3 separate regions of the Homo sapiens genome follow, and regions 2 and 3 are each linked to region 1. A link is a loop called in an ENCODE intact Hi-C map of the cell type or tissue named here. Cell type or tissue: mammary epithelial cell. All regions are shown on one strand.

Region 1 (2,500 bases):
TAATCTGAACTCTCCAGCTAGACGTAAGGCATTCTGATAATTACTCTCCCCTTCCTTTTTAACTTGGACCCATGTTTGTTTTCATCTTGGAACTGGGGAACGTGGCCCACTTATTCCTGTGAAACTAATGCATTTGCATTTCCTGCAGTCATCTGGCTTTTCTGTGGTTTTCCCTCTGTTTGCTATCTCTCACCTTTTCTTCCTTGGTCCACACCCTTCAGCTTTTTCCAAGCTTGACCAGTGAATGACTTGCTTTTTCTTTGTTACACATCTAAACCTTTCCCATATTGATTTCTCTCTTGCTATGTGTTTTTTTGACTGTTATGTGCAGTTTATGTTATGTTTTATATATATTTCCAATTTGTTTTCTTTCCTAAGAACATCATCTTGAGGTGATATACATCTGCTTTTATATACATTATGCCTAGCCACATTCCCTGGGAAGAAGGAGCTGTCCTATGCTTCTTTCATATCTGCACAGACCTTGAATAATCTAAAGCAGGGGTGTCCAATCTTTTGGCTTCCCTGGGCCACACTGGAAGAAGAATTGTCTTGGGCCACACATAAAATACACTTATACTAACAATAGCTTTAAAAAAAAATCGCAAAAAAAATCTCATAATGTTTTAAGAAAGTTTACACATTTGTGTTGGGCTGCATTCAAAGCCATCCTGGGCAGCGAGTTGGACAAGTGTGGTCTAAAGCATTTCTGAAGTGCCCAGTACCCCCCACTTTCCTTGTCCCAAAGATGACAAGTTTCTTCGTCTTGGCTCATAGAGAACAGGGAAGTCACTCCAGCTTTGGATTATTTCTTACTGGTCTTTTTTTCAGTTCCAGTCAGGGAATGTTGTAATCTTCAATTTGTGGTATATTTGTTTTTTTAAAAAAAAAATCATCTCAACCTATTTCTCCTTTTAGGAGTCCACAGTTCCACTTTGAAAATATTTTTAATAATTCTTTTGAAAATAATCTCTATTAATAATCAAGATGACAATCCATAGAATTTGCTTCTATATGCTTCAGAAAAGTAAAATGTTTCAGTATAATGGTTTTGATTGTCTAGACATTATATTTTATTTTAATAATTTCTTAGTGTTAGACCTTGATACTTTTAATTTTTTCCAACATATGTACAAAGCATGTGTTTTTATTACTTATTCTAGTGTAAAAATTAATTCTTACCAGAAAAGTAAACTCAGGATCTCTTACCAAATAGATGAACTCAGTAAGCACCTTGGATTCTCTCTGAGGGCTGTAGGGGGCATCATTGTTCCAATGTTTTATAAAGTATCTTCCCGCTGTGATCTAAAGAAGCACAGCAACTAAAGTGCTTTTACAGTCGTTGGCTCGTGCCCACGTTACTATGACATCCTAAATGCCTGTTTGTTTGCCTGGTGGTTGTATGTGCACACTTGCATCCCTAGCCTTTTATGAATGTGTATATTTAGATTGCTTCTGTCATAGAGTCCTCCTCACTAGGATGTACCACCACCAAACACCGAGGGAAGACAGTCCCAACGACGAAAACTATCCAAAGTGGCCCCAGGGAAAGCATTCTCAGAGTGACACAAGACTGCCTCTTCAGTACTTCCTTTCCAGATTCAGGAACCTGGAGATGATGGTCGGAGAGTAAGGATCCTCTTTGTCCTTTGAAAGCTTTGGGACCCCAGTTCCGCCCTGGTCCCAGCAGTAAGGGCTGGAGGGGGCCAGTCGAGTCTGGAAAGAAATCCTTGAAGTCATAGTTTTATTACCATTACTGCTCATCCGACTCACCTTTCCTTTTTGTTATTATTACTCTTAGTTTGGGGGATGCTTGGTTGAGAAAGTGAGGGATGGGGTAGCGATTGAGAGTGTCCTTGCAATTTACAGTCCCAGAGAATTCCATGGAAATGACATTCCATTGAAATGGCAAAAACGTACAGCAGCGTAGCCGTCATTAGCCAAATAATGTAACGATGCATAGTGTTTGCTAATTGTGCTTTGAGATACTTCTCTAGTAGTAGGCTCTTGGAATATCCATGATTAAGTAATACAGGAAGCTAGGCCTCTATATGTGTCACTTTGTCCCATGTGAGTGTCATGTGACAAAAACACTGATTTTCAGACTGTTGGAAATAATCAGGTTATTAATAGTTACCTTAAACACTCACATACACACATGCACACACTTGTGCTATATTTTGCGAGTTTAATATGAGGTGAAAAAAGAATGTCATGCTGTTTGTTCCACAGTGGAATAGCATTATATAGATTCTGGTAAGGTATGTACCAGGTCTAGCATCCGGATCCTTATTACCTGAAAAATTCACCATATGTTACTGATTAGTATTGAGATCATGTCTGGTTCTAAATTTTTGTGGTTCTCTAAATCTATTCATTTTACTCTAGGTTCTTTGATAGCACTTCTTGAAATTTAGATCATCAAGTCTTTGAGGAAAGGATTCTAGAAAATTAAAATATCAGACTTTTAATCAGGATTCCTGAATGCATGTTGTGGTTT
Region 2 (2,500 bases), 67 kb after region 1:
ACTGCGCCCGGCCCAAGAACATGTAGTTTTGTCTAGGGTAAGAGTCAAGGTATGAACTTAAGAGGTTTCATCCTTAGTCTCATGAATTCCCAAACCAGGAGAGAATAATGGAACTACCTGTGTTGCATGCACATTCATGCTCCATCCTCACCCCTTCACCCAGGTGTTCACTACTCACATATGCCTGAATTTTATTAACTAAAAACAAGTTCTTTCCTTCACTAGAGATGAATGTGTTTAAAAAGCAAATATTGAGTAAATTTGCATAGCAGATCAAATGCTTTCAAAGGGGTAAGGATTTTGGAGAATGCTTTGTTTTGAGAAAGCCTGAAGACCCTGAGCTAGAGACACACTGTTTAGAAAGATGAGCCTGGAAACACTAGTGAGGGAGAAAAGCAGAAATGAGCGCCGGAGACTCCACCAAGGGAGTCCGAAAAGTCAGGGCACTGTGGGTGAACTTGAACCTGAATGTAGAATGGCTCTTACGGTATCTATAATTTGCAAACTTCTTATATACTATTTACATAATAGTTCTCCACTTAGAGATCTTTAACACACCTTCTTGTTTTTTGGAATGTGACAAGTTTTATAGCTAGTATGGACAGGAGAGAGGATAACTTTAAAATGTGGTGAATAGGGCTGGGCGCTGATGGCCTATGCCTGTAATGGCAGCATTTTGGGAGGCTGAGGCAGGAGGATCGCTTGAGCCCAGGAATTTGAGGACAGCCTGAACAACACAGCAAGACCTTGTCTCTTTAAAAAAAAAAAAAAGGATTAAATAAATATGGTGAGTTGGTTGCAGTGAGCAGTGCTTCTGTATCATCAATTAGAAATATTGCAACGGTTTGATCTCTCAGTCGCCTGTTAGTTCATCCAAGGAAAAGGAAAGGCAGAGAGCCTTGTTTCTTTGCATGTGTGACACTCAGAAGCCAGCAGTTCTGCAGGCAGTTTCCTAAGGTCTGGCTCCCTTGGCAAACGTTACCTTGGCTGCAGGTAACTTTATTCTTTGTGAATAATGCCAGCCTGGCCACCGTTGCCCTCTTCTGGTAAGGGGCTAATGCTACAAACGTACTGAGTTTTACAAGGAAGGAAAACTCAAGCTCGATTTTCACTTTGGTCAACTGTGCTATGCCAGCTGGCATAAATCCCTACAATGAAATGAATGTTTGGTTTAAAATGTTGTAATGTATACTCAGACCATGGAACCATGTGAGGGTCTAATCTTATTTACAGTTTTGGCTTTGAGGACTACCTTGGGTATCCATATCATTTCCCACAGTTGGGCCACTTTCTGTTTGGCAAAAAAGATTTCTTTCAGCCTTTTCTCTGCCTGTGAAACCCTGTCTGGCTGCTTCATTAGCTAACACATGTGTGAATTTGCATCATTGATAATGGCAGCAAATGCAAGGAATATGGTTTTAATCAAATTTTAGTATCTAATATCTCTGAAGCTTAGGGCATAGAACATTAGAGGCCTGGGATAAACAATTCATATTCAATAGCAGCATTTTAGCATTTCTTGGTGACATATTTACACAATTTATAATTTAGAGATGAGTTTATGTTACATGGTAAAACTTGAGAATATGCTGAAATAACGCACTGTGTTGGGAGGGGGCAATGAAAATATGGGGCTACTATGGCAGTTTATGCAGGAACTACTTTAAGGGCAGTCCTTGTTGCCCTACCCAGTGCTTAATTTTTTGTGACCAATCTTTGGTTGGCACCTCTCTTTCCCTCCCCAACTGGGAAGAAGGTAAATACTCCAGTCAACTAAGTGGGCTTTGTGTTTAATGGAACCCGTAATGAATACTTACAAAGGAAACACTGTTTCGTGAGGCATGTACTTCCTTACTATAACTCTTTTTAAAATTTAGATTCTTAAGTAATCCATTAGGTTGCAGTTTGGCCCGAAGAGTATCACAGATAAAAGCTAGCTACCATACTCGTTTGGATTATTAGGATCTAAAGACATGATGTTGATCTTTTTATGCTGGATCAGTTTGATATTTACAGTTCAGTTGATTCATGTAATTTTTCTAGGAATTGAATAGCAACAAGAAATACATCTAATATCATGATCTCCTTATGACATTAATAATACATGAGAAGAATCTTTAAGTTTTACCCTTATGCAAATGCCCCATGCAAATTACCCAAAATAAAAATGGTTAGGTAACAAGGTCTCTCAAGAGAAAGGACAACATGATCATTTAGATTTTGACAAAAGTAATGAGATAGCCTATTTTTTAGATGTTGTCTGTTCACAATTCCTGAATTTATTTTTTAATTCCTTTCTCCCTGCCTCCATCCCTTCTTTCATTGATTTAGGCCCTGTTAAAAGCTAACAGTGATATAAGAATGCTTTATAGAGCTGGGGTAGTTTGTCAGCTGGCCAGGTGATGAATCATGGAATAGAATTCTTTCTGTGACCAAATTAAACCCTAATCCCATGAAGAAAGCAGTCATTGACAACTTCTGGCAAGGTAAAGACTAAGAG
Region 3 (2,500 bases), 200 kb after region 1:
TAGTTAATTGCCAAACTAAATGAAGCTGTGCCCTCTAGTTAAATACTCGCTCAGCTACTTAAGTGTTTCAGTTACGTTTCTACTCAGCCTGGAATCATTCTTGAAAGTTACGGACTGTGCCGTTTCTCCAACCACATACAGAAAAACAAATACACCTAAACTCCAATTTCTCTTGAGAATTAAATCTTATGTTTCACAGCAGGCCTTTCTGGGGCATCAGGGTGGAGACTTGTTTATGAGTGATACATGCGTTTGTCCCAACTTCAAAAGAACCACATTTTCAGTGGTGCCCCATCGGTCTTCCCCCATTCGAGAAAAGCCGAGAGTCTATTTCATGGTTGGTGACCCGTGGGGCCTGAAACCACAGAAGAGCACCAGCAAATGCAAATCAATCGCCTCTCCTACCCTCCCACACTATTTCCGCTCGTTTTCCATTGAGGACTCTGACCAAGTGTCAAAAGCGGACAGACGCACTTTTCTAGGTCACTTTTCCTTGGCCAGCGAGGGAGCAAGCCTCCTTGTTTTCATGTTAGCCATCCCTCTGACCCTACTCTCCAAAATGAGCCTCAGCCAGGCTGCTGCTTTTCCACATCACTAATAAGATTCCTTTTATGGTCTTGTGAAAAGCGAGGGGCTCCAGACAGATCCTCCGGCAGGAGGGTGGAACCACCTGCAGGCCCCTTCCCCCTAAACTCCAAACACACGTTCAAGGGCAGTTTGAGTATTCACAGTCAGCTTGGGCCAGCCAGATTTAAACGCAGCCAGACTCTTTAGCTTAAAGTTCTCCCTAATAGGGGATTAACAAACAAGATAAATACTCTTGGTAAAAATGAAATCCCACAACAGAAACAGCCCTTGGACCTCAAGAGAGCTTCACAGACAGCGTTGGTTTTAATTTTTCTTTTTATAAACCCCTTTTCATGGCAGTTTTTGATAACTGTCTTATCTCACCCACAGCAGAGGGCACTTTATAATGCCAGCTCCTGTAATCGTGGATTTTAAGAGCCACCCCAAGCTTCATACACAGACACAGCCAGATAGTCTCCCCTCTGTCTCCTCCCAGAATCACAACCTAAGCCGGCGGACAGGAGGCAGCAGAGTGCACCCCATTAGAGCACGTGGTGGAAAGCAATGCTCTGGGGCACCGAGCTCCCCCTCTCACCACCCACCCTCCCAGCACAGGCTAGGCCAAGCCCCAGTCTTGGCAATGAGTCATGCCTCCTGGACAGCAGGAGCCAGGCAGAGGGCACACCCCCAACATTTCCCTTTCCTCCCCTTCTGCAATCGCACCCATCTTCCTTCCACCCATTTTGGGATGTTGCAAGGGCCTCGCTGCAGGATCTGCCAGCTGGGCCCGGGCCTCGAGCTCCTTTGGGGGCGGAATGGGGCGGGGGGATGAGGGCCTATCACTTACACCCTCAGGCACTACCTCCAGAAGACCACCCCTTCCAAGCCTTGGCACGGCCCCCGAAGGCTTGCGGGGGCCGTGCACCCGCCCTTCCCGGGGAAGTCTGCAAACACAGCTGTTCCAGAGCCCGGGAACCGCTGGAAGTGAGGCCACAAGAGCTACACCACTCGGGGGCGGGGGCAGGAAGGGGCCAGCAGCGGGCGGGGGTTCCCAGGTCTACAGCTCCTGTGAGGGCCCCAAGAACCTCCTCCTGCGGCGGCCGCCCCCGGCCCTTAAGCCGAACCTGGAGAGCGCCCCCGCACACACTAAAATCTCCCGGGGAGCAGCGGGAAACGGACTCCCCCACACCCTCCAGGAAGGACACACCCGCCCTCCCGGCCGTTCACGGGAAAGGGGAGGTTGCCAATTTGGACGGCGTTCGCAGGCCAGAACTGCGCCGAGTCGCCTTCCACGGCGCACCAGGTTTAATTAGTTAAGCAAAGAGATCAGCTACAACGATCTCTTGGCTTGGGGCCGGGAGAGTTACTCTGGGAACTTCAAGTTGCAAGTTTACACCGGCCTTCCTAGGAGCCTGGTCCCATAAACCCTCTGGGATCCCCACTTTTGTGCACTAAGCAAATAGCAGCAGGAATGGGACCCACCTCGACTACCCCAGCCGAGATCTAACTATAGTGTCCCGGCTCCCTCACCCGCCACCCCTAGAGATTTCCCCAGTTAGCGCCTAGTTTCAAGCCAAAGCCCTTTAAATCCCTCTCGCAAGGGATAACAGGGCTCGGCCAGGCGCGGGTGTGAGGCTCCGCCCGGCCTCCTTCCCGAGTAGTCACTCACCGGCCAGGCGAAACTGAAAGGCAGCACGATGCGGTTGCGGTCGTTGCCGCGGCTGGCCTTGAGGTTGAAGGTGTTGCCCCCGATGACAGGCGTGGACCCTGAGCCGAAGCTGCAGGGCCCCCCGGCCGTGACGCGGGACTGATACTCCTTGAGGCACACTTTGAAGTATGTGTCACACTCGTCGCGGGTGCACTTGCGGTCTCCCGGGTTCCGGGCGCCGCCGCAGCAGTTCCCGTTCTGCAGCTCCCCGTTCACGTTCTGCAT

Evidence for each region. A loop is a pair of places that touch in the nucleus more often than their neighbours do. Peaks named below come from ENCODE experiments on the same cell type or tissue, not always from the same donor. Only the 100,000 strongest peaks of a DNase experiment are listed, where the experiment ranks them.
Region 2: it touches region 1 in a loop (11-fold over the local background); 31 of 110 quality-filtered maps call a loop at or near these places.
Region 3: a loop joins it to region 1, with 9 times the contacts of the local background. A loop is called at or near these places in 32 of 110 quality-filtered maps.

What each region holds. Positions count from the first base shown.
Region 1 is chr20:10,468,439-10,470,938 of GRCh38, forward strand. The region is part of intron 2 of SLX4IP (SLX4 interacting protein); the gene reads left to right. Among named protein-coding and RNA genes, the nearest start is that of SLX4IP, 34 kb to the left of the region's middle. In mammary epithelial cell, a CTCF peak has its summit at 1,255; a DNase peak (open chromatin) is centred at 1,303; H3K27ac peaks cover 643 bases.
Region 2 is chr20:10,535,608-10,538,107 of GRCh38, forward strand. All of the region lies in intron 2 of SLX4IP (SLX4 interacting protein), which reads left to right. Among named protein-coding and RNA genes, the nearest start is that of SLX4IP, 100 kb to the left of the region's middle. In mammary epithelial cell, a CTCF peak has its summit at 1,041 (motif pointing left); a DNase peak (open chromatin) is centred at 2,424.
Region 3 is chr20:10,670,465-10,672,964 of GRCh38, forward strand. It overlaps JAG1 (jagged canonical Notch ligand 1), which reads right to left. Exons shown (of 26, transcript NM_000214.3): 2 at 2,237-2,500. Among named protein-coding and RNA genes, the nearest start is that of JAG1, 2.3 kb to the right of the region's middle. RefSeq lists silencers at 178-227, 278-327. In mammary epithelial cell, a CTCF peak has its summit at 1,087; DNase peaks (open chromatin) are centred at 1,217 and 2,261; H3K4me3 peaks cover 2,500 bases; H3K27ac peaks cover 2,017 bases.